2 separate regions of the Homo sapiens genome follow, and region 1 is linked to region 2. A link is an interaction called in ENCODE POLR2A ChIA-PET data of the cell type or tissue named here. Cell type or tissue: GM12878. All regions are shown on one strand. Each heading gives the region's core, and the rest is flanking DNA. Links, peaks and the distances in the headings are about the cores only. Region 1 overlaps SS18 (SS18 subunit of BAF chromatin remodeling complex). Region 2 overlaps PSMA8 (proteasome 20S subunit alpha 8).

Region 1 (15,531 bases), core at 3,910-8,909, 100 kb after region 2:
CAATGTAATTGTTGATATTTTGAACATAATCTGCTTATTTGACTGCATTTAAGAGTTTTGCTTTGTCTAGGATTTTTAGTGGTTTTAGTATGTTTAGGTGTGGATTTCTGTTTTCTTAAATTTATTTTTTCTCACACTGTAGTTAGATATTGGAAGATTTCTTTCTAATTATCTTGCTTGGTGCCTGTTGGGATTTCTGACATCTGTAGGTTCATGTCTTTCATCAGTTTTGGGAGTTTTCAGTCATTATCTCTTCAAGCAAATAATTCTTCCATAAGACTCCAGTTAAACTTAGACTAGACCTTGTAACTGTATCTTTATGTTTCTTAATCCCTTCAGACTTTTCCAACCATTTATCATTCTAAGTATATTTTTTTCTGACCAGTTTTCCAGTTCATTTTTCACTGGGCCTAATCTGTTATACCTATCCCTTGAGTTCCTAATATATATTTTTCTATTTCTAGAATTTCTATAAGTTCTTTTTTAGATCTGCTCTGGCATTTTAAAAATATTTTCTGCTCTTTGCTGAGAGGATGTTACTAACTATAGTTTGAGATACTTGAGTCTGAAAAAACTATTATGTTTTAGGATGATTTTACTTAAGTTTTCTAGAATGGGGTTTTTCACTTCATTTCAGTTGAATGGGGTGGGAATTAGAAATGTGTTCATAATTATATATAAGTTTAACTTTCAGTTTTTTCCCATGTCATCTCAAGAGAAGAATTATTTATTTATAGTTCTATTTCGTGTGTTTGGAACTGGCCAAGATCGAGCACTAGCTAGAATCTAAAAGTCAAGAATCTAAACACTGAGAATAAAAGGAGAAAAATAACTTCTAATGCCAGTGCACTAACACTTAGGCATTTTACTTCTTAGTTTCAGCCTTGTGTCTTTTTTCTTAATGCCAAAGCATTATAACTTTATAAGGGAACTACTCTTCACCTTACACATATTTTAACAGACTTGTTTTCTTAATTTTAAGCCAGGAGACAGCAAATAGCAAAAATGGGAGAAGTTGTTCTATAAGCAGACATATATACATGCAGTGTTACCTGACAGCCAAGATGGCATAGAAATAGACATAAAATTTATAAAAAGCTGACAATTCAAAATGTGCACTACTCTGGCTCCATTTAGTGTAGATAGATAGGGCCCTATCTTGGTAAACCTTGCAGGCATCATTTAAATGTTGGTTCTCAGTTGGTGTTTACTTTCTGAAACAACAAACTATTGACATACTTATTTTCATAATTAGGAACCATTTTTAATTTATTTTTATAGGTTTGTGGGTACAAGTGCAGTTTTGTTACGTGGATTTCTTGTGTGGTGGTGAAGGCTGAGCTTTTAGTGTACCCATTACCCCCAGTAAGGAACACTGTACCCAATAGGTCATTTTTCAATCCTCATCCCCTCCCCGCACCTAGGAACAATTTTACCAGTAGAAAGTGTGACTATTTTTTTGTGTATGCAGATTTTTCCTTCTCAAACATACTTTGAAGAAATGGCATTTCTATGTTTTAATTTCATATTAGTTACTGTTAATTTATTTTTTATCATCTGCTAGTATTAGCATATACAAAGTGGTAGGCACCATTTGTTTAGAAAAGAATTATGAGAGAACAATTTCATTCAAGAAAAGTTTTTATTCATTAATGTTTCTTTGAGAAAAACTTGGGGAGAAAATAGTTCTTTCTATTGTGGTAGTTCATTTTAAGGCTCACAGTCTGAAAATATTTCTGTATAATCAAACATTTTTAAGCTAGAAAGAACCTAGATAATCATATAGTCTAGTGTTTCTTAGCCTTGGCTACACATTAGAATTATGTGGAAAACTTTAAAAAACTTCCAGTAACTTAAATCGATCTGGGCTGAGGGCCCTGTCACAGTATTTCTTTCTTTTTCTTTTTTTTTTTTTTTTTTTACTTTGGTAGGTCTTTGTGGCAGACCTGTCACAGTATTTCAAAAGCTTCTTAGGTAATTCTAATGTACAGTTAAGTATAAAGAACCTTAAATTTATCTGCCTTTCAAATGGATTATCCAATGACATTTTGAGAATTTCAGAAAAATATTCTGAAAAAAATTCCTGTTCCTGTGGTGTCAGCTTCATTTGATACTGTTTAACATGAATGATTTTTATAATATGAGAAAGATAATACTTATTATATATTTTATTAGAATGCTGTAAAACAGTTCATGGTGTCCAACATGTAAAGGTACTCAGTGAATATTGGCGATGATGACGATAATAAAGATATAGGTACACATTGGAGGATATCAATGGAAAGGGGCATTAGATTCTGGAGTATTTGAAGTAGAACTAACAGGATTCAGTTACTGAGTAGATATAAAGTGTAGAAGAGAGTGTTTGGAGACTCAACTGATGGTGATGCCATCCACTAAGTTGAGTACATAAAAGCATGTCTTCATTTTAAAAGGCTGAAAGCTGATTGGAATTCCTTATCTTGTTTTTACTTAATTCATTGTGAGTACTGCGTTTGAAATATCCCCAGTTTAGCCAAATATACTTCGTGAATTTTAAATTTATTTAAATATATACTTAAAATTTTTGTAAGTATCTTTACAAAGATATCTGTACAAAAAATAAAAGTCTGACCTGTTAAATAAAAATTGATTGAGGCTATGTAGTCTTACATTTTATATATTGTTTGAAATTAAGTTGCATTTTTTTTGGTAACATCATATTTGACATTCTGAGCAGAGCCCTTGGGTAGCATGTGATTAGCTGTTTCTTCCACACGCTTTAGTAAAGATGATAATATTAGTCTTCAGGTTCAGCAACTGTCCTGGCAAAGCATCTGTTAAGGTACTTCTCTGACTAACATTTGGTCTTACAGAGTTTCCTTTTTACAGGTGTGATTCAAGTAAGGTGAAGGAACACATGCTTAGAGCTGTGGAACATTTTGAAGATTAGCAGGTTGTATTACATTTGTAACATTTACTAAATTTTTAGCATAGGTAACTTTGTTATGGTTAGAACACCAAGGACTACAAAAAGCCATACAAAAACCTACTGTCACTTCTGTCTTCTACCTGCTTTTTATGCAATAAAAGCCAATATAAATATATACCTTGCTGTTTTCTACACAAGTAGAACTTGCCGTGTACCCTGTTCTGTACCTTGTTTTTTAATTACAGTAAAAAAAAGAAAGCATCTATATTCTCATTTAAAGTTATAGAAATAACTTTTCTTAAAATTTCGTATTTTAATAATGTTTTCAGTGTTTGATAAACAGGATAATGTTGTCTTATTTCAGGGGTCCCCAAACCCTAGGCCATGGACTGATACGGGTCTGTGGCCTGTTAGGAACCGGGCTGCAAAGCAGGAGGTTAGCAGCAGGTGAGAGAGCATTACCGCCTGAGCTCTGCCTTCTTTCAGATCAGTGGCAGCATTAGATTCTCAGGAAGGTGAACCCTATTGTGAACTGTGCATGCAAGGGATCTAAGTTGCATGCTCCTTATGATAATCTAATGCCTGATGATCTGAGGTGGAACAGTTTTATCCCGAAATCATCCCTCGCCTGCCCCTCCCACCATCCGGCCACCATCAGTGGAAAAATTGCCTTCTACAAAATCAGTCCCTGGTGCCAAAAAGGTTGGGGACCACTGGTCTTTTTGGTAAGCATGATAATACTATTTTCTCCTTTGAAACTTATTCTTTAGCTTCCATGATAGTTATCTTTTTCTCTCTCTGGCTGCGCAGCTCGTCGTCTTTACCACGCCCATTAAATGCTGCTACTCCATTCTTGAACATTTTCTCGTTATATGCACTCTTCCTGGGAGATTTTATCCATACTCATGGATTCCTATATTCTTGACTTCAGGTGTTCCATCTAAACATTGATGGTTGCCAAATACAGATCTTTTTTATGAGTATGAGCCATGAATCCAGCTTCCAATAGACATACCCATTTGGACATTCCACAGGCCTCTCAAAACAATATGGACAAAACTCATTTCTCCTCAGTTCCCCCTCTGTTGTTCCCTGCTGTAAAAAGGGGGAAAAAGTTCACAGCCAGTATTTTCATATTTTCTGTCTCAAGCAAGTAGTATTAAAAACACTTAGTTCTCTTAGTCAGAAGCTTGGTGGTCATCTCAGAGTTCTTCCCTTTCTTTCACCTGCCATAGCTTGGTGTCCAAGTGTTTTTCTTTCACTGGTACCTAGCATGGTGCTGCACAATTAAAGGTGTCTAGTTAAAACATTTTGATATTTAAAAACAGGAAGCAAGACTGTGGGTGAAATGTCTCTGAAGTGTTTATTTTTGTGAGTTTTAGTACAAATTAAGACATCAGTATCTTTCTGATATTGAGGTGAGGAAGGCTGTGTTGAGAATAAAAAGCAAAAGAGAAAACTATAAAGAAAAATAATTGATTCCTTTAAGAATGTATAACAAAACTTTTTATATACCAAAAAATTCTATAATTGAAAGACAACTCAATAGTTATTTTACAGTATAACCTGCTGTTTTAGAAATACTTTGTATTCAGAGTACATTTGAAACAGCAGAAGATGTGATTACTTCTGCCGTTAAGGATTATGGAAAGTTCCACAAAGGCAGTATTCCTGTATTTCATAGATAATTTGTCTATGGGGGCACATTTTTCTGAATTGATACTATACGGAGCATTTTACCAACATCATTGCCTACCTTCTTTTTCAAATATCTTAGGAAAAAAAATCATGTTTACTGTTTGCTGGACAGTATATATAAAATTCAGAAGACTAATTGAGTCCAGATAGGTAAAGAGATTGGATATATCTTACTGTGAAGAACAGAAATGTGTGTGTGTGTGTGTGTGTGTGTGTGTGCACAAATTTCCAGAACTATATTAAAATCAGCGAAAGTAACTTGCAAAAATGCTAGGGAACTGAAAGACTGTCCCTTTGACATTAGGGATGACTCCATGGTTTTCAGAAGGGCAACTGGAAAGATGGAATTACCGTCACTGAAACTACGGATAAGGCGGCTTGAGGGTGAAGGGAAATATCAGAGATTTCATGTCTGATAGACTTCAAATGGAGATGTGAAGGTGGAGTAGGCAATTTTGATAATTAAAAAACATGAAAGTTGGCAGAATGATACTGCCTCCTGATTTAATTCTCAAAGTGTTCATACTGCACAATCATTTTTCATTCAACAAATATTTATCGAGTACCTCTATTTGCTACTAGATGATTGGGGGCTCCAGTAATAAGCAAATATAATCATGGGCGCAGTCCTTAAAGAACTTAAACCTGTAATGGGGAAGACATACCTTAAATCATTACACAAACACATTTGAAATTACAGCCGTAGTAAGTGTTATGAAGGAAGAATATCTGAAAATGTTGGAGCAGACAGTGGGGACCTTATAATTCTGGTGCTCAGGGAAAAAGTGACATGAGGTGTAATTCACATGCAATAGAATTCATTCATTTTAAGTATATAGATAGATTAGTTTTGACAAATCCACGTAATCACCACTATAATCAAGATAACAATGTTTATCCCCAAGAGGTTTTCCAAATATCCCTTTTCTGCCCATTTTTAAATTAAGTTCTGTGTATGTAGACTGAAAAAAAGGGCTTAAAATTTTAAAATGATCATATATATATATATATATATATATGGATTTGTAGGCATTCTTTATATATTCTGGAACAAGTCTTTTGTTGGCTATATATATTGCAGATATCTTCTCCCAGTTTGAAAATTGTCTTTTTATTCTCTGTGGTGTCTGATGAACAGTTTCTAATTTAAATGAAGTCCAACTTGCCAATATTTTGAAGGGATAATTCTGTATCCTGTTAAAGAAATATTTTCCTGTGTCATAGTCATGATAATATGAAGATACATGTATATTTTCTTGTATAAGTTAGTTTATTCATGATCCATTGCAAATTAAATTTGTATATAATCTGAGATAGGACTCAAGTTTCTTCTTTTCGCCATGTGATAGTTAGTTGATCCAGCACCATTTATTGGAAAGATCATTCTTTAACGATTAGATGTAAGTTGTTTCGTTGTGACAGTATATGTGGGTTGTTTCTTAATTCTCTGTTCTGTTGGTCTGTTTGTCTGTCGTTGTATTAATTATGTCTTATTTATTGTAGCTTGTGATAAATCTTTGTATATTCTAGTGTTCTTCCCCAAGATTTTCCTGGCCATTCTGGGTCCTTTGCATTTTCATGCAAAGTTTAGAATTGGCTTGTGAGTCTGCAAAAAGTCTGTGGAATTTTTATTGGGATTGCATGGAATCTTGAGGTCAACATCAGGGAATTTGATTATCCTCTACAATATTATTAATAAATCTTCCAGTCAACAAAGATGGCATATCCTTCCATTTTGTGAACTCTTTCTCTCAACAGTATTTCAGTGTAGAGGTATTGCACATTTGTTAGATTTATTCCTAGTGTTTTGAGTTTTTTTGGATGCTATTATGCCATCAGTTTTTAAATTTCACTTTCTAATTGTTTTTTGGAAATATATAGAAATATAGTTGATCTTTATATATTGACCTTAGTTATTATATTCACTTATTCTAATGGTTTATTATAGGTTCTCTTGGGTTTTCTATGCACTTAATTATGTCATCAGCAAATAATGACAATTGTAAGTCTTCTTTTTAAATCATTATTTCTTTTTACTTTGTTTTCTATTTTCTTTTAGTCTTTATACCATTGATTTGTGTTGGTTTATTTATTTTGTTGAATAGAAATGGTGATGTATATTCTTGTCTTATTCCTGAATTCAAGGGGAAAGAATCCAGTATTTCATTAGTAAGATGACATTGGCTGTAAAATTTTTGTTTTAAGAGTGCTCCTTTTATTCTTAGTTTCTGAAAGATTTTATTGTGAGTAGGTATTGAATTTCATTAAATTCTTTTCTTTATCTGTTGAGATGATTATATGGATTTTACTTTGATGATTTGGTGAATTACACTGATTAATTTTCAAAAGTTAAATCAACTTACATTCCTGTAATAAATTTCATTGGTTATAATGTATTATCTTTTTAATAAGTCTGGATTTGATTTGCTAAAATTTTGTTTAACATTTTTGTGTCTGTGTTCATGAGAGATGTTTTGACCTGTCATTTTCCTTATGTCCTTGTCAGGTTTTGGTAGTTTCATAAAGAATTGGGAACTGATGCCCTTCTTTTTGTTTTCTGGAACAAAAAATTGGTGTGAGGTATTATTTATTCTTAATGGTTTAGAAGAATTCTCTATTGAAGGTATCTGAGTCAGGAGATTACTTCAGGGAAAATTTTAAATGATGGATTCAGTTTCTCTAATAAATAGAGGATTGTTTCAGTTTTCTATTTCCTGTGTCAGTTTCTATAAGCTATGTTTTTCAAAGAAGTTGTCCATTTTACCTAAATTATTAAATACATTATCATAAAGTTGTTCTTAATATCTCATTTTCCTTTTACTGCCCATATTAATATCCCCTTATTTTCCTTTTACTGTCCATAGCATATGTACTGATGCCCCCCCTTTTAATTTTTCTAAAATTGGAATTTCTGTCTTTTCTTGATTATTTCTGCTAAGGGTTATTAATTATTAATATTCTCAAACAGCCAGCTTTTGGCTTAATTTTCTCTTAATGCTTTTTATTTCATTGAGTTTTGTTCTTGTTTACATTATTTCCTCCTTTGTACTACTTTGGGTTTGATTTGCCATCTTTAGCTACTGAAAATAAAGGATGATAGTGTTATTTTTCAACTTTCCTTCTTGTAAATATGCATTTTAAAGCTATAAATGGTCCTGTAAGCATAGCTTAAACTGCATCTCACAAATTTTGATATTACATTTTCATTACCAATTAAAAATATTTTAAAATTTCCATTGTGATTTCTTCTTTTATGAATAATTTTGTTACTGATTTCTTATTATTATTATTTTTTTCTTTTTGGAGATGGAGTCTCGCTCTGTCGCCCAGGCTGAAGTGCAGTGGCATGGTCGGCTCACTGCCAGCTCCACCTCCCGGGTTCACACCATTGTCCTGCCTCAGCCTCCTGAGTAGCTGGGACTACAGGCGCCCGCCACCACGCCTGGCTAATTTTTTGTATTTTTAGTAGAGGCAGGGTTTCACCTTGTTAGCCAGGATGGTCTCGATCTCCTGACCTCGTGATCCACCCGCCTTGGCCTCCCAAAGTGCTGGGATTACAGGCATGAACCACCGCACCCGGCCTACTGATTTCTAATTTAATTCCACTGTGCCCGGCCTACTGATTTCTAATTTAATTCCACTGTGCTCAGAAAATATATTTTATATGATTTCAATCTTTTGATATTTATTGACTTGCTTTATGGCCCAGTATGTGATTCAGTTCAGTCAACATTCCTTGAGTACTTGAGAACAATGTGTATTGAACAGTTATTGGATTCTGTAAATACAAATTAGGTCAAACAAATTGGTTACTAGTAATGTCAAAATTTTTTTATATTCATAGGGTTTTTTTTCTTCTATACATTACTGAGAGAAGTATCTTAAAATCTCCAACTGTTATTTTGGATTATTCTGTTTTTCCTTTTAGTTCTGTCAACTTTTACTTTATAAATTTTTGAAGCAGTGTTGTGAGATGTATACACATTTATGATTGTTAAACATTCCTGTTGAACTTTTATCGTAATAAAGCATCTCTGTTTATCCCTAATAATTTAAGCCAGCTATTCAGTATTAACGTAGCAACATCATCATACTTTTAATTAGTATTTGCATGATATCTTTTTCCATTTTTTTCTTTTAATATATCTGTTCCCTTGACTTTAAAGTAGTTGTGTTGTACACAGAATATAGTTGTGTGTTTTGAAATCCAATCTAATGTATTTGTTATTTAATTGGAATGATGGGTCCATTTACATTTAATGTAGAACATGATATAGTAGGATTTGTGTCTTACAAGGCAGGTATTTTTTTTCTATTTGTTCCTTTCTTTAATCAAGCATAATTTTTTCTATTTGATTTTACATATAATTTTACAGTGTACATCTTTAATATGTGTGCATGTATTTTTAAGTAGTTGCCCTAGAGATTAAAATATTCTTCATTAAAATATTAAAATATTAGTTTATCAGGTTGTCTAAATTTATACTTTTAACACTTGTTGAAAAATACAAGAACCTTATAACGGTTTAATTTCATTTATCTCGCTGTCTTTTTCTTTTTTTAGACAGTCTTGCTCTGTTGCCCAGGGTGGAGTGTAGTGGTGTGATCTTAGCTCACTGCAACCTCCGTTTCCTGTGCTCAAGCAACTCTCCTGTCTCAGCCTCTCGAGTTAGCTGGGATTACAGGTGCCCGCCACCATGCCTGCTAATTTTTGTATTTTTAGTACAGATTGGGTTTCATCATGTTGGCCAGGCTAGCCTCGATCTCCTGGCCTCAAGGGATTCCCCCACCTCGGCCTTCCAAAGTGCTAGGATTACAGGCATGACCCACCTCACCCGGCCTAACCTAGTCTTTTGTGTGTCTTGTCCTATACTTTCTTTTTCTACATTTGTTTAAACCAGTAGAGTCATTATTACTGTTATTTTAAATGTTAATATGTATTTATCCACATATACTTTTCCATTCCTCTTAACTAACTCCTCTAGTTCTATGCTTCCATGTGGGGCCATTTTCTTTTAGCTTGATATATTTTGTTCTCTTATAACAAGTGTTTTCTTAACTTTTGTTCATCTAAACTTATTTTTATTTCATCTTCATGTTAGAAGGTATTTTTTTCTTAGTGTGGAATTCTGGGCTGGTTGGTTGATTTTCTTTTTTTTTTGTCTTAGCACTTTACAGATGTCATTTTGTCATCTTCATTTTCTATTATTTCTGATGAAAAATTAGTTGTTAGTTTTATTGCTGTTCCCTTCCAGGTGATATGTCTTATTTTCACTGACTGCTTTTAAGATTTTTTCTGACTTTAGTTTTTAATACTTTGATATATCTGGGTTCAATTCATTACTTCATTAAATCTCTGTTTTGCTGTTTCTAAACTAATGATTTCTTAATTTCAGTGATTATATTTTCCTTTTCTGGAATTGTCATTTGACTTTCTTACAGAATTACAGGGCTTTGCTGAAATTCTCCGTCTGTCCTGTGTTTGTTTATTTATTTATTTATTTTTTGAGACGGAGTCTCGCTCTGTGGCCCAGGCTGGAGTGCAGTGGCACGATCTCGGCTCACTGCAGCCTTCGCCTCCTGAGTTCTAGCAATTCTCCTGTCTCAGCCTCTCTAATAGCTGGGCCTACAGGTGCACGCCACCATGTCTGGCTAATTTTTTGTATTTTTAGTAGAGACAGGGTTTCACCGTGTTAGCCAGGATGGTCTCGATCTCCTGACCTCGTGATCCACCTGCCTCAGCCTCCCAAAGTGCTGGGATTACAGGCGTGGGCCACCGTGTCCAGCCTTATTTATTTCTTGAACATACCAATCACAGTTATTTTAAGTCTTTAGTAACTCCATAATCTGTTTTTTTTTTTTTTGAGACAAAGTTTTGCTCTGTCTCCCAGGCTGGAGTGCAGTGATGCGATCTCAGCTCACTGCAGCCTCCACCTCCCAGGTGCAAGCGATTCTCGTTTCTCAGCCTCCCAAGTATCAGGGACTACAGGCACGTGCCACTGCGCCTGGCTGATTTTTTTTTTTTTTTTTTTTTTTTTTTTTTTTTTTGGTATTTTTAGTAGAGACAGAGTTTCACCATGTTGGCCAGGCAGGTCTTGAGCTTCTGGCTTCGAGTGATCTGCCTGCCTTGGCCTCCCAAAGTGCTAGGATTACAGGCATGAGCCACCACATCTGGCCTGGAACTCCAAAATCTGAATGACTTAGGTGTCTTTTTAAATTTTCTGTTATTTCTCTTGGTTGTCCATTCTTTTTTTAATTGAGATACAGTTTATATAAGATTTACCATTTTAACCATTTTAAAGTACAGAATTCAGTGGTTTTTAGTATATTCACAATTATGTAAGCATCATAACTATCTAATTTCAGAATGTTTTCACTACCCTAATAAAGTGAAAACTGTTGGCAGTCAATCTCAATTCTCCCCCTCTCCCCATCCCCTGGCAACAGCAAATCTACTTTCTGTCTCTCTGAATTTGCCTAGTCTGGACATTTCTTATGAATAGAATCATACAATTTATGTGGCCTTTTGTGTCCATCTTCTTTCACTTGGCATAATGTTTTCAAGGTTCATCCATGTTGTAGCATGTATAAGTATTTCTTCTTTGTGGCTGAATAATATTCCGTTGTATTCATATGCCACGTTTTGTTTATCCATTCATCAGTAGGTGGACATTTGAGTTTTTTCCAGTTTTTAACTATTATGAATAATGCCACTGTGAACATTTGTGTAGAAATTTTGCGTGAATGTGTGTTTTCAATTCTTTTTAGTATGTACCAGGAATGGAGTTGCTAGATCATATGGTAACTGTTTAAGTTCTTGAGGAACTGTCAAACTGTTTTCCACAGTGGCTGTACCCTTTTACATTTCCACCAGCATATATGAGAGTTGCAATTTCTATACATTGTTCACAACACTTGTTATTTTTCTGGACTTTTAATTTTTATGTTATTGCAGCTATCAAAGTGGGTGTTGGTCATTTATTTTTGTTTTTTAGAAAGCCTTGCAATTTTTAAGAGTGTTAGACCTTGTGGTTGAACAATTATAGAAGCTCTAGTTTGTGTTACTTTGCTCCAAAGAGAATTAAGTTTTCCTTTGGTATGTGAAGTACTAGGAGGTTACCTTGAATCTATTAAAGGTTGGTTATAAGACTTTTTAGGGCTGATCTATTTCAATTTCGACCTTACTCTTAAGGAGTAGCTGGCCCTTCTGTAGTCTCAACAGAGAGTTGGAGTTATTTATGAAGGCTCCTCTAACTTGGTGGGGCCTACACTCCAGTCTTTGTCTCCATATCAGTGAGCAGCAGCTGGAATCTCTGCTGAGCTCTTTAGCCTCCTACCTGCTATTTCGACTAGTTTTCTTGAATGTTTCCCCTCTTGTGGTCCTTTCTCTCTGGAAATTTATTCTTTAGTTTCCAGCTCTTTGATAGTCAAAAATTCTGACTCTTTTTTTTCCTTAGTCCAATTGGACTGCACTTTCTACTTGAGCTGTATTTCCCTGTTACTCAGCAAACTCAAGGAAAAAGCCAAGATAATTGTGGAGCTGGTCTTATATGCTTCCGTTCTTTCAGGAGTTGTAGCCCCTTCTGTTCCTCTTTGTGTAAGTCACTCTTTAGTGGCTTCAAACAGTTTTTACTTTTTGTCTAGATTTTATGAGTTTTATTTAGCTGAGGGTTAGTTTGATACAAGTTATTCTAGCATGGTGGTAACAGTAATGATGTTTTATTAGTTGAATTACAAGAAAATGACCTCACTATTAAGAGTGAGAACATGAATTTTTAACAGAAAATTTGGACAAGAATAGAGGAAGGAGGATTTCTGTTTTCAGACAGAAGAGGGTTAAGGTAGCCAGGTTTGAAGGATGATAAATAAGGATGATTAAAAGTTAGATAATATGACTCAAATTAGTGTTTTTTGTTTGTTTTTTTGTTTGTTTTGGTGAAAACTGAACAAGGTTTTTAAGTGTTTAAAGAATACAAGTTGGAGAAATAATATGAGAATTTAAGAGAAAATAAGAGCATTCATCTGGATTTAGTTGTGAAGAAATTAAAATTCTGATTTTAAAATGTGTGCTATTAGAGTAGACTTGTTTATTTCTGTAAATGTTAGTGATTATTAACTGTTTGGAGGTTTGAGTATTTAAATGTGATGGCCAAATAACAATGTGTATCTATTAAGTGTGCCAAAGAGAATTGTGTTCACAAAATGGAAAGGCATACAGTAACTGGCCATTTTTAAATGTAGGAGGAAGAGAACAACTGATAATACAGGAATGGACATTACATTTAGAACATCGAAGTAAAGAATAATGCCTCCCTCTCCTCCTACAAGATTAAAAATGGGGGATTGGAGCGAAACTAACCGTTTGCTTTCTCCACCAAAATATCCCTAAGAAGGGACCCAGGTGTGGCAGACCACCTCATATCTGTTTTTCCTTTTGCCCTTTTGTGAACTCTGAAGGTTAGTCAGTGGTTTTCTTCAAAATTGCATTAGGAAATTTGCCAAGGGCATCCTTTTGAGGCAGCTGTCTCTGTACCCTTGGAGGCCATCAGTAATGTTTCCAATCTATAGCAGTAGTCGGCACAAAAATGTTGAACTGTTGTCTTCATGTTTTAAAACATTCCTCTGCTGCCACTATCCTCCACCCCGAAATAGTGTAAAATATGGCACATTTTGGGACTTAGAGTCCTTTCATCATTTTTTGTTACTGTACATTTTTAGGTAAAATCCATCATTAATAAGTGTATCCAATACATCAATAATGAAAGGACATTTAATTTTTTTCACATAATTTAGATAATAATAGACACATTAGAAATGCTTAATATATAAATAAATGAGAATTTTTTGTATAGAATGTTAACATTTTAATTTTCACTACTGAGATTTTATAAAGTAAATATGCTTTAAAGTTTTGGGGGTTATTAACTATGTTCATGATGAAAATGCATTAGAAGAATTCGAAATGCATTTGTGTTTTTGTTCTTACTGCAATTTAGTAACATAAGCAACTCTTTTACCCTATGCATCTTTCGTATATTAGTCTGTTTCTCTTGTTTTACTAAACTGTCTTCTTTCAGCCACCCACACAGAATATGCCTATGGGTCCTGGAGGGATGAATCAGAGCGGCCCTCCCCCACCTCCACGCTCTCACAACATGCCTTCAGATGGAATGGTAGGTGGGGGTCCTCCTGCACCGCACATGCAGAACCAGATGAACGGCCAGATGCCTGGTAAGTTTTTCTCCTCTAAGACATTAACACCAGAGTTGCTTAGCAACTGAAACGACATGGGGGCTCAAGGGATACTAGATTGTTGATGACAAAACTGCTTTGAATGCCCCCGAGTACAAGCTCTCTTAGAGTTTGTTAGCTACAGAGCTACGTGACCTGTATTCAGTGTTTATCAGGCTGCCCTTGGGCTTTGATGTAGCTGACACACACCATTCCTCTGATGAACAGAACTGGCTAAATTTAGTCTGTCTGAAACTGCAATACAGTTGGCTTTAGAAGCTTTTTGGAAAAAAAGGCGTTGCACCATGGCTTAAGAATTAAAGTCTGTTTAAAAAAGATATTATAACATTTCCCTGAGTTTTTATTTACTTAAATATTGATTGATCTCAGAAACAGTATCACTGGGAAAAACACATGGGGAAAGAAAACAGTCTCTGAAGTGCTGGTGTATTTAGTATTTCCTTATTGATATTGAAGCTGAATCTAAATTTTTTTAATACATAGGTTTATAGCATAACATAAATATTGGAATTGATTTTAAAGCAAAAATTAAAGGCTGAAAAATAATGTAAACTTCCTTACATTATTTATACACTGAGCCATTCTCTTTTCTATTTGTCAATTTTAAGTGTAGGGTCACTAGGTTGATATGTTTTAAGACATTGGATGCTGATTTAGTTACCTTTGGCTGGTTTGAAATTTTAATCATACAAGTATCTTTACACTATTTTGTTTTTGTAACAGTAGCATCAACCCATGGCCGTAATTTTTGGTAGAATATTATCTACATTAGGTATCAGAATATTTTTACCTTCTAAGACAAAAGTTATTTTCATTGATAAAGAAGACATTATACAACTAGCAGTAATGGAAATAAAATAACAGAACAATTATTAAAATTAGTAATTGGCATCTTTAGGATACTGTTTTCTGTAGCCGATTGTGTTGATTGATAGCATTGGTGTCCAAGGATGATGGGTGCAGTAAGGAAACAAGAGAGCACAGAGCAAAAGAGGTAAGGTAGCCTGGCTTATAGAAGATTGAGGTGTGACTGATCATATAGGAGGGCAGTGGTGTTTCAGTGGCTGTCTCCTATTTCCTGCTAAGGCTTGCAACATATATGGCACACATCCAGTATGGAGGTAGGAATAAAGACATCACTGCTTTTCAGTTTGTAGTCATATTGTAGTCAAGAGAAAGCTTCTTGCCAAGTCCACATTTAGTTCACCAGGACACACTGTTTTTAGAACTGGAAAGGTAGTGATAGTGCAGGTTAGCTAGTTAGGAGTTTTGTGACTTTTTATGATGGTACTTTGAATTAGGATTTTGACTTAAATTCTCTGTGTAACATTGAAGCCTAAGGCCAAAGAAGCATTTGAGCAGCAGTACAGTTATGGTTAACATGACATTTTGGTTTTGTGTAAGGCCTTCTGAAGTATATTCTTTTATAAGCTAGTTATTATCAACCACTTATGACCTGGGTTGTTCAGAATACTATAGAGCTTCCGAAACAATAGTTAAGAATTTCTCCAGGCCAGGCGCGGTGGCTCACGCCTGTAATCCCAGCACTTTGGGAGGCCAAGGCGGGTGGATCACGAGGTCAAGAGATTGAGACCATCCTGGCCAACATGATGAAATCCCGTCTCTACTAAAAATACAAAAAATTAGCTGGACGTGGTATTGCACGTCTG
Region 2 (15,531 bases), core at 4,984-9,983:
CCCAAGTTAGAACAGCTCTGATGAGCCACTACAGATCCAGAGCACTCCATGGTGTCAACTGAAGCCTTTATTGCGACTACAATGCAGCCCAATGTCTCCCTCTGCCCCATCCTGATCCCTTCCCTTCAACAAATGCTGATACCAATGGCACTTCCTAATATCTTATAAAATAATAATCTTCCCATGAGGCTATGTGACCCTAAGGAAGGACAAGGTCTCTGCTAACAAGTGCAAAGCAGCTTTTCTCATCTGAAGGCTTGCTAACTTCCAGAGTAAATCTTCAATGAGCTCTCCCACACTAAGAAAAAGAGATGTGGAAATGAGCAAAAAACTCTACTCACAATAAATAAATCACAATTTCCATTATTTTGAAGTATAAACAACAGAAGGCAAAACTGGTCAAGTGTTGTCAGAAACAATAAATTGGAGGATTATATTAAACAGCTTTTAAAGTCTTTTCAGCCCTGAGGTTCTTAGTTTTTATGGCAGCATTTTCCAAAGTGAATCCCACAAAACATCAGAGTAGAGAAAGGATTTATGATCAAAGGGCTCTACGTTCAAGTAATCTTGGGGACTACTATTTTACCTGCTTCTAGAAGATTTAAATGCTTTTTAGCAGATCCAGATGTACTTTGGTAACAAAACTTACTAAATTTCTTTAAATAGCTAACAAAATTACTTAGCTAGAGAGCTTGTTTACCTAATACCTGTTAACATGAAAAGAAATGCATTTTGAGAAACATTGCTCAGAAGTATACGACGTAGTTAACATTCTTACCATTTTGAAACATTATGGCCCATACTGACAAGAGCAAAACATGCCCCTTAATCATTAACATCATTAATCAGGGTGGGGCTTAAGTCTATGCAGGTGGGTCTCCTTAAAATAGTATAGAATAGCTTTTAAATTAAGTAACCACTTCAATGCACAGCATATTAGATGCCAGTTTTCATCAATGTTCTTTATGAGCTAATTTTATTTAAAAACTTTAAAAATGCAAGCTTTTCAAGAAATACACAGTAAACTGAAACAAAGTTTTGAATATAAAATTTGAGTGCTAATGGCCAGACTGGCATTCCTACAAATCTACAAGCTATATTGTAAGTGAAAGGAAGAATATTTTAAAAAATGTGTACAACTTCTTAGATACACACTTAAATACCAATATCTTAGAACTAATAAGCAAGAACATATTCAATTCCTGCCACTAAATGTCTATAAAATATTATTTTGAAAAATCAGTAAAATACGATTATAGTCAAAGTAGGCATTTAGAAGCATCATTTCATGATCCGAATGCTATAAATATTACGTTTTCACTCTAAAATATAGGATTAGTGTTTGCTGTAAAATGAAACTTGAATGCTTAAAACACAAACTTCCCTTACTAAATTGTCAACAGAAGAAATGAAACAATTTTAAAAAGCTGTAAGAATTACTAATGCTTCAAAAGTTCAAAGGGAGAGAATATTTCTAGCTGAGAATCAAGTAGACAGCATTATGTTATTATCTAGTATTCATTTATTTGTTAAATAACGTATGACCACCTTGTATATAAGGTTCAATTCTAAGCACTAGTGTGTCAACAGTATAAAAAGTAGACAAAAGGCCGGGCGTGATGGCTCACACTTGTAATCCCAGCACTTTGGGAGGCCGAGGCAGGTGGATCACCTGAGGTCAGGAGTTTGAGACCAGCCTGACCAACATGAAGAAACCCCATCTCTACTAAAAATACAAAATTAGCCAGGCGTGGTGGCACATGCCTGTAATCCCAGCTACTTGGGAGGCTGAGGCAGGAGAATCGCTTGAACCTGGGGGGTGGAGGTTGCAGTGAGCCCAGATCGTGCCATTGCACTCCAGCCCGGGCAACAAGAGCAAAACTCCATCTCAAAAAAAAAAAAAAGTAGACAAAAATCCCTGCACTCATAGACCTTAAAGCTTAGTGGGGGAGAGATAGATAATAAACAAGGTAAACAAGGAAATATGTAAAATAAACAGTACATTAGTTGTTATGAGAGAAGTAAAGCCAGGATAGGAAATAAAGAGCATTGAGAATGGGCTACAGTGCTAGAAAGGCCAGTTAGGAGGGGCTTCACTCAGAGGGTGAGGATGGTAGCCATGCAGATATCATGCAAGCTCTGGGCAGAGGAAACAATAAGGAAGAACAAAAGTTAAAAGCCCTGAGGAAAGTACACATCTGGCCTCTGAAGAACAGTAAAGAGGCCAGTGTGGCTGAGTAGGAAAGCAACGGAGGAGTTAATAAGCTTCGGGTTGGAGAGTTGAGGTGGGGGCCAGATAAGGTTAGACCACTGTAAGGGCTTTGGTTTTTACTCTGACTTACTTGGGAGGCAAGAGGGGATTTTGAACAGAGAGGTGACCTGATCTGACTTAAATTTTAACAGAATCACACTGTTCACAATTAGAGTGCACATTCTTTCTGGGTGTGCCAAGAACGCATGGCCTTGACCACTCTTGATGGGGCTATTCCTCAGGACTGTATTAGTGGCCAACAACCCTGAGGAATAAGGTCACGTCTTTCTGCAGAAAAAGAAGAAGCTTGTTCACTGCCTATTACAAAAGTGGTAGATTCCCCAAGTTCAGGGTTTCTTAGCTATTATTAAGAAGACCCATCATATCCACCTGCTTCCTCTGTGCCACCAATGGCACTTGGCAGGCATAAGGAACTGGCACCATCACGAAATGCATGCTGTTTGCTGCAAAATGAGGTGGTAGTTGGAAGCAATGTGTGACCAACAGAGGCTTTTCTTTTTTTTTTAAGAGAATGTAACTGTACTTTTTAAATTGATTTATTATTAAATAATAATGGATTGGATACCCCAAGTGGCATATGGCTTCTCAACTGGTCTCTAAGACCAATTACTTCCATATGCAGCTTAACCCTGTGCTCAGGAAACCTCCTCTATAAGGTTTGTATCACATTGCTACATACCTATAAACCAATGCTATATATAGTCTAGGGGTCAGAAAATTATAGCCTGCAAGTCAGTTCCCTGTTTTTGTAAACAAAGAATTATTGGTACATCACTATGCCCATTTATTTATGTAAATCTATTTCCAGTCTATTTCTAGTTTATGCTACTATGGTAAAGTTTAGTAGTTGCAACAGAGACTGCAATGCCTACATGGCTAAAATATTTACCATCTGGCCCTATAAGAAGTTTTCTGTTCCCTGCTACAGATCAGCAATTTATACTCTTAAAAATTATTGGGAACTCCAAAGTGCTTTTGTTTGTGTTATACTTTTTGGTATTTACTGTATTATTGTTGAGAGATATCATGTGCCTTGGGCTGTCAGACAAGGCTCTGTTTTTCAGGGTTGTCTATGCAGCTGGTAATCTTGAGATAAAGATGTCATTCCTCAGATAAAGGGCAGGCTACCTTATTGCTTGCTATAAAACAAGGAGACTCTCCATGCTTGGTGTTCCTTAGCTGTGAAGCAAACCAACTTTGTTCACAGCATTCAACCAGGCCATATTACATCAACTCTGTGGGTCTTGAGGATAAAGGGAATCTATGCAAATATGCTGATACTCATGCTGTTTGATGTGCCATGAGTAATAAAGTCTTTGTTTCTGACCCAGAGGGTCTTGTGTCTTCTGCCAGTATCCATGAAACAGCAACAGGCTAATTTTATTAGTATGTAAGTAGTGTAAAATCAAATTCCAGACCCAATAATGAGAAACTGAAACTAAGACTTTTTTTTTTTTTGAGACGGAGTCTCACTCTGTTGCCCAGGCTGGAGTGCAGTGGCACGATCTCAGCTCACTACAACCACCACTTTCCAGGTTCAAGCAATTCTCACGCCTCAGCCTCCCAAGTAGCTGGGATTATAGGCATTTGCCACCAAGCCCGGCTAATTTTGGTATTTTTAGTAGAGACGGGGTTTCGCCATGTTGGCCAGGCTGGTCTCAAACTCCTGACTTCAAGTGATCCACCCGCTTCGGCCTCCCAAAGTGCTGGGATTACAGGCGTGAGCCACTGCACCCGGCCGAAACTCAGAAAATTTTTTAAAAATTTAATTCATTTAAAAATAAGCCCATTACACGTTATATTAGTCTGCTTGGTATGTCATAACAAAATACCGACAATTTCGCGCCAAACTTGACCGCGCGTTCTGCTGTAACGAGCGGGCTCGGAGGTCCTCCCGCTGCTGTCATGGTTGGTTCGCTAAACTGCATCGTCGCTGTGTCCCAGAACATGGGCATCGGCAAGAACGGGGACCTGCCCTGGCCACCGCTCAGGAATGAATTCAGATATTTCCAGAGAATGACCACAACCTCTTCAGTAGAAGGTAAACAGAATCTGGTGATTATGGGTAAGAAGACCTGGTTCTCCATTCCTGAGAAGAATCGACCTTTAAAGGGTAGAATTAATTTAGTTCTCAGCAGAGAACTCAAGGAACCTCCACAAGGAGCTCATTTTCTTTCCAGAAGTCTAGATGATGCCTTAAAACTTACTGAACAACCAGAATTAGCAAATAAAGTAGACATGGTCTGGATAGTTGGTGGCAGTTCTGTTTATAAGGAAGCCATGAATCACCCAGGCCATCTTAAACTATTTGTGACAAGGATCATGCAAGACTTTGAAAGTGACACGTTTTTTCCAGAAATTGATTTGGAGAAATATAAACTTCTGCCAGAATACCCAGGTGTTCTCTCTGATGTCCAGGAGGAGAAAGGCATTAAGTACAAATTTGAAGTATATGAGAAGAATGATTAATATGAAGGTGTTTTCTAGTTTAAGTTGTTCCCCCTCCCTCTGAAAAAAGTATGTATTTTTACATTAGAAAAGGTTTTTTGTTGACTTTAGATCTATAATTATTTCTAAGCAACTAGTTTTTATTCCCCACTACTCTTGTCTCTATCAGATACCATTTATGAGACATTCTTGCTATAACTAAGTGCTTCTCCAAGACCCCAACTGAGTCCCCAGCACCTGCTATAGTGAGCTGCCATTCCACACCCATCACATGTGGCACTCTTGCCAGTCCTTGACATTGTCGGGCTTTTCACATGTTGGTAATATTTATTAAAGATGAAGATCCACATACCCTTCAACTGAGCAGTTTCACTAGTGGAAATACCAAAAGATTCCTACGTGTATATCCAGAGGTTTGTAGATAAATGTTGCCACCTTGTTTGTAACAGTGGAAAATTGAAAACAACCTGGAAGTCCAGTGATGGGAAAATGAGTATGTTTCTGTCTTAGATTGGGGAACCCAAAGCAGATTGCAAGACTGAAATTTCAGTGAAAGCAGTGTATTTGCTAGGTCATACCAGAAATCATCAATTGAGGTACGGAGAAACTGAACTGAGAAGGTAAGAAAAGCAATTTAAAGTCAGCGAGCAGGTTCTCATTGATAACAAGCTCCATACTGCTGAGATACAGGGAAATGGAGGGGGGAAAGCTGGAGTATTGATCCCGCCCCCCTCCTTGGTTGTCAGCTCCCTGTCCTGTGTGTGGGCGGAACATAGTCCAGCTGCTCTATAGCAAGTCTCAGGTGTTTGCAGTAAGAAGCTGCTGGCATGCACGGGAACAGTGAATGCCAAACACTTAAAGCAATTCGATGTTTAAGTATGTAAGTTCTTTTTTTTTTAGACAGCGTTTCGCTCTTGTTGCCCAGGCTAGCATGCAATGGTGTGACCTCGGCTTACTGCAACCTCCGCCTTCCCAGATTCAAGCGATTCTCCTGCCTCAGGCTCCCAAGTAGCTGGGACCGGGTGCGCGCCACCACGCCCGGCTAATTTTTGTATTTTGTATTTTTGGTAGAGATGGGGTTTCGCCATGTTGGTCAGGCTAGTCTCGAACTCGTGACCGCAAGCGATTCACCCACCTCAGCCTCCCAAAGTGCTGGGATTACCGGCTTGAGCCACCACACCCGGCACATCTTCATTCTTTTTATGTAGTAAAAAGTATAAGGCCACACATGGTTTATTTGAAGTATTTTACAATTTAAAAAAATACAGAAGCAGGAAAACCAATTATAAGTTCAAGTGAGGGATGATGGTTGCTTGAACCAAAGGGTTGCATGTAGTAAGAAATTGTGATTTAAGATATATTTTAAAGTTATAAGTAGCAGGATATTCTGATGGAGTTTGACTTTGGTTTTGGGCCCACGGAGTTTCAGATGCCTTTGAGAAATGAATGAAGTAGAGAGAAAATAAAAGAAAAACTAGCCAGGCACAGTGGCTCACGCCTGTAATCCCAGCGCTTTGGGAGGCTAAGGCAGGCAGATCACTTGAGACCAGCTTGGGCAACATGGCGAAGCCCCATCTCTACAAAAAACACAGAAATTAGCTGGGCATTGTGGCGCACACCTGTATTCCCATCTACTCAGGAAGCTGAGATGGAAGAATTAATTGAGCCCACGAGTTCAAGGCTGCAGTGAGTCGTGATTGTGCCACTGCACTCCAGCCGGGGTGACAGAAGAGACCTTGTCTCGAAAAGGAATCTGAAAACAATGGAACCATGCCTTCATAATTCTAGAAAGTTATTTTCAACTGATAAATCTATATTCACCCAAATAATCAAGGGTGAAGGTAAAATAATACATTTTTAGACAAGCAAAGACTCAGGGGTTACCTCCATGTGCCCTTTTTAGGGAAGCTGTTGGAGAAAATACTCCAGCAAAATGAAGGAGTACACAAACCAGAGAATGACATGAATCCAGCAAATAGGATCCAACACAGGCAATATTCCAGCTATGGAGCTAGCTTTAAAAAGGAACAGTAAAAATATTAATCGGTTAGCTGGGTGGAATGGCCCATGCCTGTAGTCCCAGCTACTCGGGAGGCTCAGCAGCAGGACGACTTGAGCCCAAGAGTTCCAGACCAGCCTGGCCACCTTAGTGAGATCCCTTCTCTTAAAAATAATAACTTATTGCCAGATTTGGGGCATTTGGAAAGAAGTTCATTGAAGATAAAGCAAAAGTAAAAAAAAAAAAAAAAAAAAAACAAGGGGAAAGGGTTGGTTAGGCAATCATTCTAGGGCAGAAAGAAGTACAGGATAGGAAGAGCATAATACACTGTTTTTCTCAACAAGGAGCAGTATGTACACAGTCATAATGATGTGACTGCTTAGCCCCTAAATATGGTAACTACTCTGGGACAATATGGGAGGAAAAGTGAAGATTGTGATGGTGTAAGAGCTAAATCCTCATCTGTCATATCCAGAAATCACTATATAATACATAATAATGAAATGACTAAGTTATGTGAGGAAAAAAACAGAAGACATTGCTAAAAGAGTTAAAAGTCATTGCTCTGGAGAATTAGGAGGGATGGGGCAGGGGACTGTTAGGATGCATTATAAACTGAAAAGCCTTTTTAAAATTTTATGTATTAATATATGCATTCACTTGAAAAACTAAAAAAAAACAATAATTTGGAAAAACCCATGAAGGTAACTAACGGAAGGAAAAACTAAGAGAATGAAAAGTATTTGCCTCTGGAAAGAACAACTGGCAGGACTGTTGTTTTCATTGTAAGACTTTTGGAGCCATTTAATTGTACTTAACCATTTTCATCTATTTCTTTAATAAGAACAATTCCATCTTAATAAAGAGTTACACTTGTTAATAAAAAAAAAAAAAAAAAATACCACAGACCAGGTGGCATAAACCACAGAAATTTATTTTCTCAAAGTTCTAGAGGCTAAAGTCCAAGCTCAAGGTGCTAGCAATTTTGGTTTGTGGTGAGGGCTCTCTTCCTGGCTTGCAGATGGCTGCTTTCTCATTGTGTCCTCACAAGGCCTTTCTTCTTGTGTGCACACATACATGTTCATGCAAAAGAGAGAGCTCTCTGGTGTCTCTGTCTCTTTTTATAAGGACATCGATCCTATGGAATTAGGGTCCTATCCTTACGACCTCATTTAACTTTAATTATCTCCCTACAGGCCCTATTTTTGGGGGTTAGGGGTTCAATGTATGCATTTTGGGGGACCCAATTCCATCTATAACACATGTTAATATAAACATGTTTTTATGAAATAATTATATTTTCTAAAAGAAAAACTATTTTTTTGAGAAGAGTGGTACAAATATACTTCCTGTCTACAATATATTTGTCTTGCAAATATATTTACTCTCTGGCTTCACAAGAGAAAGCTGAATTCTTTTATCTGTTTTGCATTCAACATATTGCAATATGTTATTATGGCTGAAGTATAACCTTACACAAACATGTAGTTAGAAAAGGGAGGAATATTTTAATGCCCTTCTCAGAAAAGTGTGGCTATTCCACTCAACAGGTGGTAGTTAATTGCAAATTAAAATCTGCAACCACATAAACTTTTTTACTGTTATATTAGTCTCTTGGCTTTTTATACATTAATATTTTAAAATTTCTCAGTTTTAATTTCTAATAGTCAATAGGGATTGGTAAAACCTACACAATGTTTGCTTTGAATAGGTATTTTATTTTGCAAGATTTTGTAATGTCATGCTTGCTCATTTGGAAAACTGGTTTACTGAATTATGCAGATCTTCTAAATGTTGACCCATGTGATTTCTAAAACATTAAATAATCATGCTTATTAATTTTTCGCAAAGAAACTGTCAGGCTCATTGTGGCAAATACATGTTTTCCAAAATTATAATTTTTGCTTGAAAACTTGAATTTTATCACTGGCAACAAATCATTGGAAACAACTGTCAGTTGTTTCCTTAAAGTAACAGGCTCAGTTTGCTCATCCTTGAGAATATGTCCTGCCAAATCTCCAAGTCCTAATAACCATGGTTATTTATTGTTTTGTCAAGTAAAAATGAAGTTCCGTAAAAGATGGGCTGTTTTAGCTTGCAATTCAAACAATCACAAAACTGCTTTTCCTCAAGACATTCACCATACCTGCAGCAAACATGTTTATGAGTACTTCCATTTCATCACACAGAATGTTAAAAAGATGTATACCTGAGTCAAGATTTAATAAAACTAACAATCTTTATGGTTTCATCAAAAAGAACTCATGTTAAAGTCAAATTTATTGAGTTTTTAATTGCAAATGTATGGTGGTAAAGAAAAAAATGAGAGCTAACACAGTTGTGTACCAAGATACCAGCAATTTTATCCATGATCACTTCTATGCCATCAGTGTATGTGTCCATGCAGTGAAAATGGGAAATATTGTCTCAGTATTATTAGGAAAATAGTTTTTACCTAATGGGTCAGGGATTTGCAGATCACATTTTGAAATCTGCCACTTTTTACTGTATATCATATTTGGCCAAATCCTTTAAGCGTATAAAGCCAAGCAACCCATGCACAATAAGGATTCCACACAGACCTACTTGAAAGTTCATAATGTTGCAGTTTTTCTTTTCTTTTCTTTTTTTCTTTTTCTTTTTGAGACAGAGTCTCACTCTGTTGCCCAGGCTGGAATGCAATGGCAGGACCTTGGCTCACTGCAACCTCTGCCTCCTGGGTTCAAGCAATTCTCCTGCCTCAGCCTCCCAAGTAGCTGGGATTACATGCATACACCACCAGGAACAGCTAATTTTTTGTATTTTTTTTTTAGTAGAGATGGGGTTTCACCATGTTGGCCAGGCTGGTCTCAAACTCCTGACCTCAGGTGATCCACCTGCCTCGGCCTCCCAAAGTGCTGGGATTACAGGTGTGAGCCACCACGCCTGGCCGTAGTTTTTCAAATTTAAACAATGAGTAGCAAATCTGGCAGGTCAAATGAATCATCTGGGTAGATTCTAATTCCATCTAAAGACCATATGTTTTGCTTATCTTTCTCTAATCTCTAAAAGGTAGAGATTTTTTTTTTTATCACTGCTATCCCCAGTGTCCAGAAGAGTACCTAGTACATAGTAAGAGCTTAATACTGTTGTTGAATGATGGAATCCTATAGCGTTGCCAATCTTGGGGGGGGAAAATTCCCTTGAACCTATATTCTCCTCTAGCTACTGTTCGTTTGTCTGCTCCTGTTTATAGCCAAATTTCTTAAAAGCAATATCTTTACTTCCTATTTCCTTTTCTTCAATTTTTTATTTTGGAAAAATTTAAACTTACGAAAAGTGTAAAGTACAACGAACAACTAACACCGCACTCTTTGCTTGGATTCATGAACTATTAACATTTTGAGGTATTTGTTTTACTTCTCTCAATTTAGATGCAGGCGTGGGTGCATGCGTGCGCACGCATACACACACATTTTAATGCTGAAGTTGCAGATGTCATTATATTTCATCCTTAACTATTTCAGCATCTACCTCTTTAAAACAAAGTTGTTCTCGGCCAGGTGTGGTGGCTCACCCTTGTAATCCCAGCACTTTCGGAAGCTGAGGTGGGTGGATTGCTTGAGGTCAGGAGTTCCAGAGCAGCCTGCCAACAGCGTGAAACCCCGTCTCTCCTAAAAATTAACTTGGCATGGTGGCAGGCACCTGTAATCCCAGCTACTTGGGAGGCTGAGGCAGAAGAATCGCTTGAACCTGGGAGGTGGAGGCTGCAGTAAGCCGAGATGGTACCATTGCACTCCAGCCTGGGTGACAGAGAGAGATTCCGTCTCAAAAAACAAAACAAAACAAAACAAAACAAAAAAACCAAAAACTCCAACAACCCTCCCCCCTCAACAAAAACCCACAAAGTTGTTCTCTTATATAATTACATTATAATAATCACATCCCGAAAATTTAAAACAGACACAACATTATCTAATATACAATCCATATTTAAGTGTCTCTGGTTGTCCTCAAAATGTCCTTTGCATCTGTTTTTCCCACATCCAGTATACAGTCAAAAATCTTGGATTGCATAAATTCTTTAGTGTCCTTTAAACTAGAAAAGTTTCCATGCCTTTATTTTGTTTTTCATTAACATTAACATTTTTGAAATATCCTGTAGAATGCTTTACAACTGAGATTTAGCTGATTGTTCCCTCAATCAGATTTAGGTTAAATCCAATGACAATAATACTACTAAGGTCATGTTATTTCTTTTCCATTGCATCACAGCAGGACGCATATAATGCCAGTTTATCCTCTTATAGGAGATGCTAAGTTTGATGGTGATGGTGGTGTCCGCCACAACTTTGTGATTAACAAGTAATATGTGGCACCACGTGAATATCCTTTTCCCAGCCATCTTTCACTTGATGGTTTTGGCACCCCTTAATGATTCTTGATCGTCCCTCTCCCCTTTTCTTTTATTATTTATCTATTTTTAATTTTGTAGAGACAAGGCCTCACTATGTTGCCCAGGCTGGTCTTGAGCTCCTGGCCTCAAGTGATCCTCCCACCTTGGCCTCCCAAAGTGCTGGGATTACAGGTATGAGCCTTTTTCTTCTAAATCCACTCCAGTCATGCTTTCATCACCATCACTCCATCCAAACTGTTCTTGTAAAGGTCACCAATGACCTGCACATTGCTAAATCCATTCATTTCACAGCCCTCTTTTTACTTGATGGAACTGAGTAAATTGATAACTCTTTCTTCAAACACTGTTTTCACTTGGGATCCAGAACACTTGTCTCCGAGTTCTCCTCCTTTGTAGACTATGCTGGGTCCTTCCCAACCTTTCCCTGGCCCAATGCCTCTAATCTAAATCAGGTCTTGCCTGGATTATTGAACATAGCCTGTAACTTATCTCCCTGCTTCTACCCTAAGTTCTCTACCATCTATTCTCAATATAGCAGCTAGAGAGACACATTAAAAGTATAAATCAGATTGTGTTATCCCAATATGTAAAAACTTCAAATGGCTTTCTACATCACTTTATTTAATATAATAATTTAAGTCCTATCCAAGGCTTTCTAGCCCTACAAGATCTAGCCCCACAAGATCTAGCCCCCTACCTCTGAATACTTCATTTCTTACCACTGTATTTCTTGTTGACTTGCTGTAGCGTAGTCACGTTGGTGCTCAAAAAGTTTGAGATTTTGAAGCATTTCAGATTTCTAATTTTTGGATTATAGATGCTTAGCCTGTATGCTCTAGCATAGAAATCTAGCTATAATAGCCTAGTTGCTATTTTTTATAAATATGGAACATGCTACTGCCTTGGGATTTTGCCCTTTTGTTTCTGTGTTTGGAACACCAAAGCAAATAACTGGCTGGCTTGCTCCTTCACTTTCTTCAGGTCTCTGTTCAAATGTCTCCTTTTCAAAGGGACCTTCCCTGACCACCTTGTGTATATCAGTCATTCTCTATCCTCCTAACCCTGTTGTCTCATTTTACTCACAGCATATATATATATATATATATATATATATATATATATATATATATATATACACACACACATAAACACACACCACCTTTTATATTGTTGTATTTAGATTTTTATATTGTCTGTCCTCCCTTTTTCATAGGGGCAGGAATTTTCATCTGTTGAGTTCACCTCTATATTCCCATAACCTAGAACAGTATTTAATATGTAATAAAAATTCAGTATTTATAGACTGAATACTTGTTAAATGATGGGCTGTTTATATATTTTATACTTTTGATGGTGAATAATCTTTGGGAATCCTGCACTATAACATCCCTAAGTACAGTTATCAACTCACATGCTTATTATTCTGGTATTCAATTCCTTATTTCTGGACCTTTAGGATTTTATTTTATTTTATTTCATTTTTGAGATGGAGTCTTGCTCTGTTGTCCAAGCTGGAGTGCAGTGGTGTGATCTCAGCTCACTGCAAGCTCCGCCTCCTGGGTTCACACCATTCTCCTGCCTCAGCCTCCTGAGTAGCTGGGACTACAGGTGCCTGCCACTGCGCCTGGCTAATTTTTTTGTATTTTTAGTAGAGATGGGGTTTCACCGTGTTAGCCAGGATGGTCTCAATCTCCTGACCTTGTGATCTGCCCACCTCGGCCTCCCAAAGTGCTGGGATTACAGGCATGAGACACCGCGCCCAGCCAGGATTTTATTTTTGTATTTAGCTATGCATTAAAAATGTTAATAATCATTCTAGCCCTGCAGATGTTTATAGAAGGAGAGTTTTTAGTTAATTTAATGTAATTGGCCAAATGCCAGAACCTGTTACTCCACTAAAAAATTTTCTTTTAAGCCAAGTACAGAAAGACAAATACTTTATGATCTCACTTATATGTGGAACCTAAAAAAAAAAAATGAACTCATAGAAGCAGAGAATAGAATGGTGGTTAACAGGGGAGGGCAGAGGAGGGAAAGGGGATGGAAAGTTGTTAGTTCAAGGGTACAAAGTTTCAGTCAGGAGAAATAAATTCTGGAGATCTACTGTACAGCATGGTGACTACAGTTATTAATAACGTACTGTATATTGAAAATTGCTTAAAGAGAGTAGATTTTAAATGTTCTCATCACAAAAATAAGTATGTGAGATGATGGGTATATTAATTAGCTTGATTTAAATCATGCCACAATGTACACACACATTGAAGCATCACATTTACAACCATAAATATATAGAATTTTTTCATCTGTCAAAAATTTTCTAAATATCTTCTTCAGTACAAAAATGTATAAAGAAAAAAATCTAAAAATGAGTGTTTCCTTACTGTACCCCTGTTTTTTTAATCTGGATACTGGCAGAGCTTCATGGCAACCTGACAACATGGCTGACTGAGTTTGTTGGACTTTTCTGCCATGGAAAGGGCAGCAGCTTGCCCTCAATGGAAGAGAAACTCACCCAGGATATAAGTTTCCCCTACTTGTGCCAACTGCTTCTGTCAGCTCTCCCACCTATGGACTTAACTGAATACTTCCTTGCATTTTTTTTAGAAACAGTCTATGTTGTCCAGGCTGCAGTGCAGTGGCTATTTGCAGGCATGATCATAGTGCACTACAGCCTGGAACTCCTGGGCTCAAGCCATTCTCCTGCCTCAGCTTCTCAAGTAGCTAGGACTACTGCCATGCACCACTTTAGCTGACCTGAATAGCTTTCTTCACCATCATAGTATTCTAGAAAACATAGCCTCTGAGCAAGGAACTGATTGTGAGGAAGTAGGGGAATTGGCTTATGTTCATGAGATTCATTGGTTTTACTATGTTCTCTCATCACCTTGAATTAGCCAGCCTGATAGTAATTCTAGAACAGGCTATGAAGACTCAGTAATAGCAGTAGCTGTGTGACATCTTACAGGGATAGGGTTCTGTTCTATAAGATCCTGTATGTACCCTGAGCCATAAACTAGTAATTCATTTTTCACATGCCTACAAATCTAGGAACTAAGGAATAGATGTGTCTCATGAATATCCTTAATGGCCCACTTGTAAATCTTTGTCTCTTGTCCCCACTTGGTTCTGCTAGTTTAAAGGTTCTAGTTCCCAAGAAAAAGAAGGGGAGATAAGTGGGGAGGATGTTTCTATCAGGGGACATAATAATTTCACGGAACTACAAGCTGAGATTGCCACTTGGCCATTTTGGACTCCTCATGTTATTGAACCAACAGGCAAATAAGGGGTTACTGTAATGACAGTATGATTTGTTTTCATCATCAATGGGAATAAAGTTACCATTATACAATAGGACCAGGGAGGAGGTATCTAAAATTCAAAGTATTTTCTGGAGGCTTCTCTTAGCATTCCCCTGTAAAATGAAATAACTTAATGGAAGGCACTATTACCCATTATGGCAGGATCATTAAAGGCCCAGTCCTCATAAATAAAATCTGTGTTACATGCCAGGTAGAGAACCTCAAAAAACCAAACTGCTGGTATTAGCTATTTCTATTCTCATTTCTGCAACAGGCCATGTGGCGACAGTTTATGTTCATAACTTCCTATTTCTCCTACCCATTCTATCTTTTCCTCTACCTATACCTCATAAGCCTACAAAATAGCATTGCAAAATATGCTCAGTACCATAGCTGTGTTCTCAATAGTCCATTGCAACATTTATCAGGTTACTTGGTATAGTATGTCAGAGTAAAAAACAAACAGACATAAAAAATAAAACACAGATCCAAACAAAACAAAAAAAGAAAAACTTGATCTCATAGCTAAAATGTTATAGTTCCCAGAAGTAGAAATCAAGTCAGAAGATTTTATTCTACCTTCCAAGAATGGATTTTAGAATTTATATAACATGCAGAGAAAATAATCTGGCCTAAAGGAAGTAGCATGATGTAATGCAAACAACATAGAATGAAATAAATAGAACATCTTGAGTTCTAATTCAGTATTGCTATTAACTAGGAATGTGAACTTTTTTGTTTTGAGACAGGGTCTCACTCTGTCACTCAGGTTGGAGTGCAGTGGTATGATCCTAGCTTACTGCAGCTTCAAACTCTTGGGCTGAAGTGATCCTTCCACATTAGCTTCCAAAGTAGCTGGGACTACAAGTGTGTACCACCAATGCCTGGCTAAGATTTAAATTGTTTTTGTAGAAGTGGGGTCTTATTACATTGCCCAGGGTGGTCTCGAACTCCTGCATTCAAGTAATCCTTTTGCCTTGGCTGCCCAAAGTGCTGGGACTACAGAAGTGAGCTACCACACCAGGTTGGGAAGGTAAACTTAACAACAGCAACAAAAATCACTTAACCCCTAAATCTCAGCTGCCAAATACATAAAATAAAAAAGGTTTTCAAA

What was found. ChIA-PET counts read pairs that join two places held together with the same protein. Peaks named below come from ENCODE experiments on the same cell type or tissue, not always from the same donor. Only the 100,000 strongest peaks of a DNase experiment are listed, where the experiment ranks them.
Region 1: POLR2A ChIA-PET joins it to region 2 with 5 read pairs; 2 of 35 experiments call an interaction of 5 or more read pairs at or near these places.

The regions. Positions count from the first base shown.
Region 1 is chr18:26,055,898-26,071,428 of GRCh38, reverse strand. It overlaps SS18 (SS18 subunit of BAF chromatin remodeling complex), which reads left to right. Exons shown (of 11, transcript NM_001007559.3): 4 at 13,687-13,840. Among named protein-coding and RNA genes, the nearest start is that of SS18, 27 kb to the left of the region's middle. In GM12878, for the core only: no CTCF peak of the experiment used is centred there; no DNase peak of the experiment used is centred there.
Region 2 is chr18:26,159,933-26,175,463 of GRCh38, reverse strand. The region is part of intron 4 of PSMA8 (proteasome 20S subunit alpha 8); the gene reads right to left. It also overlaps the pseudogene DHFRP1. Among named protein-coding and RNA genes, the nearest start is that of PSMA8, 34 kb to the right of the region's middle. In GM12878, for the core only: no CTCF peak of the experiment used is centred there; a DNase peak (open chromatin) is centred at 7,713.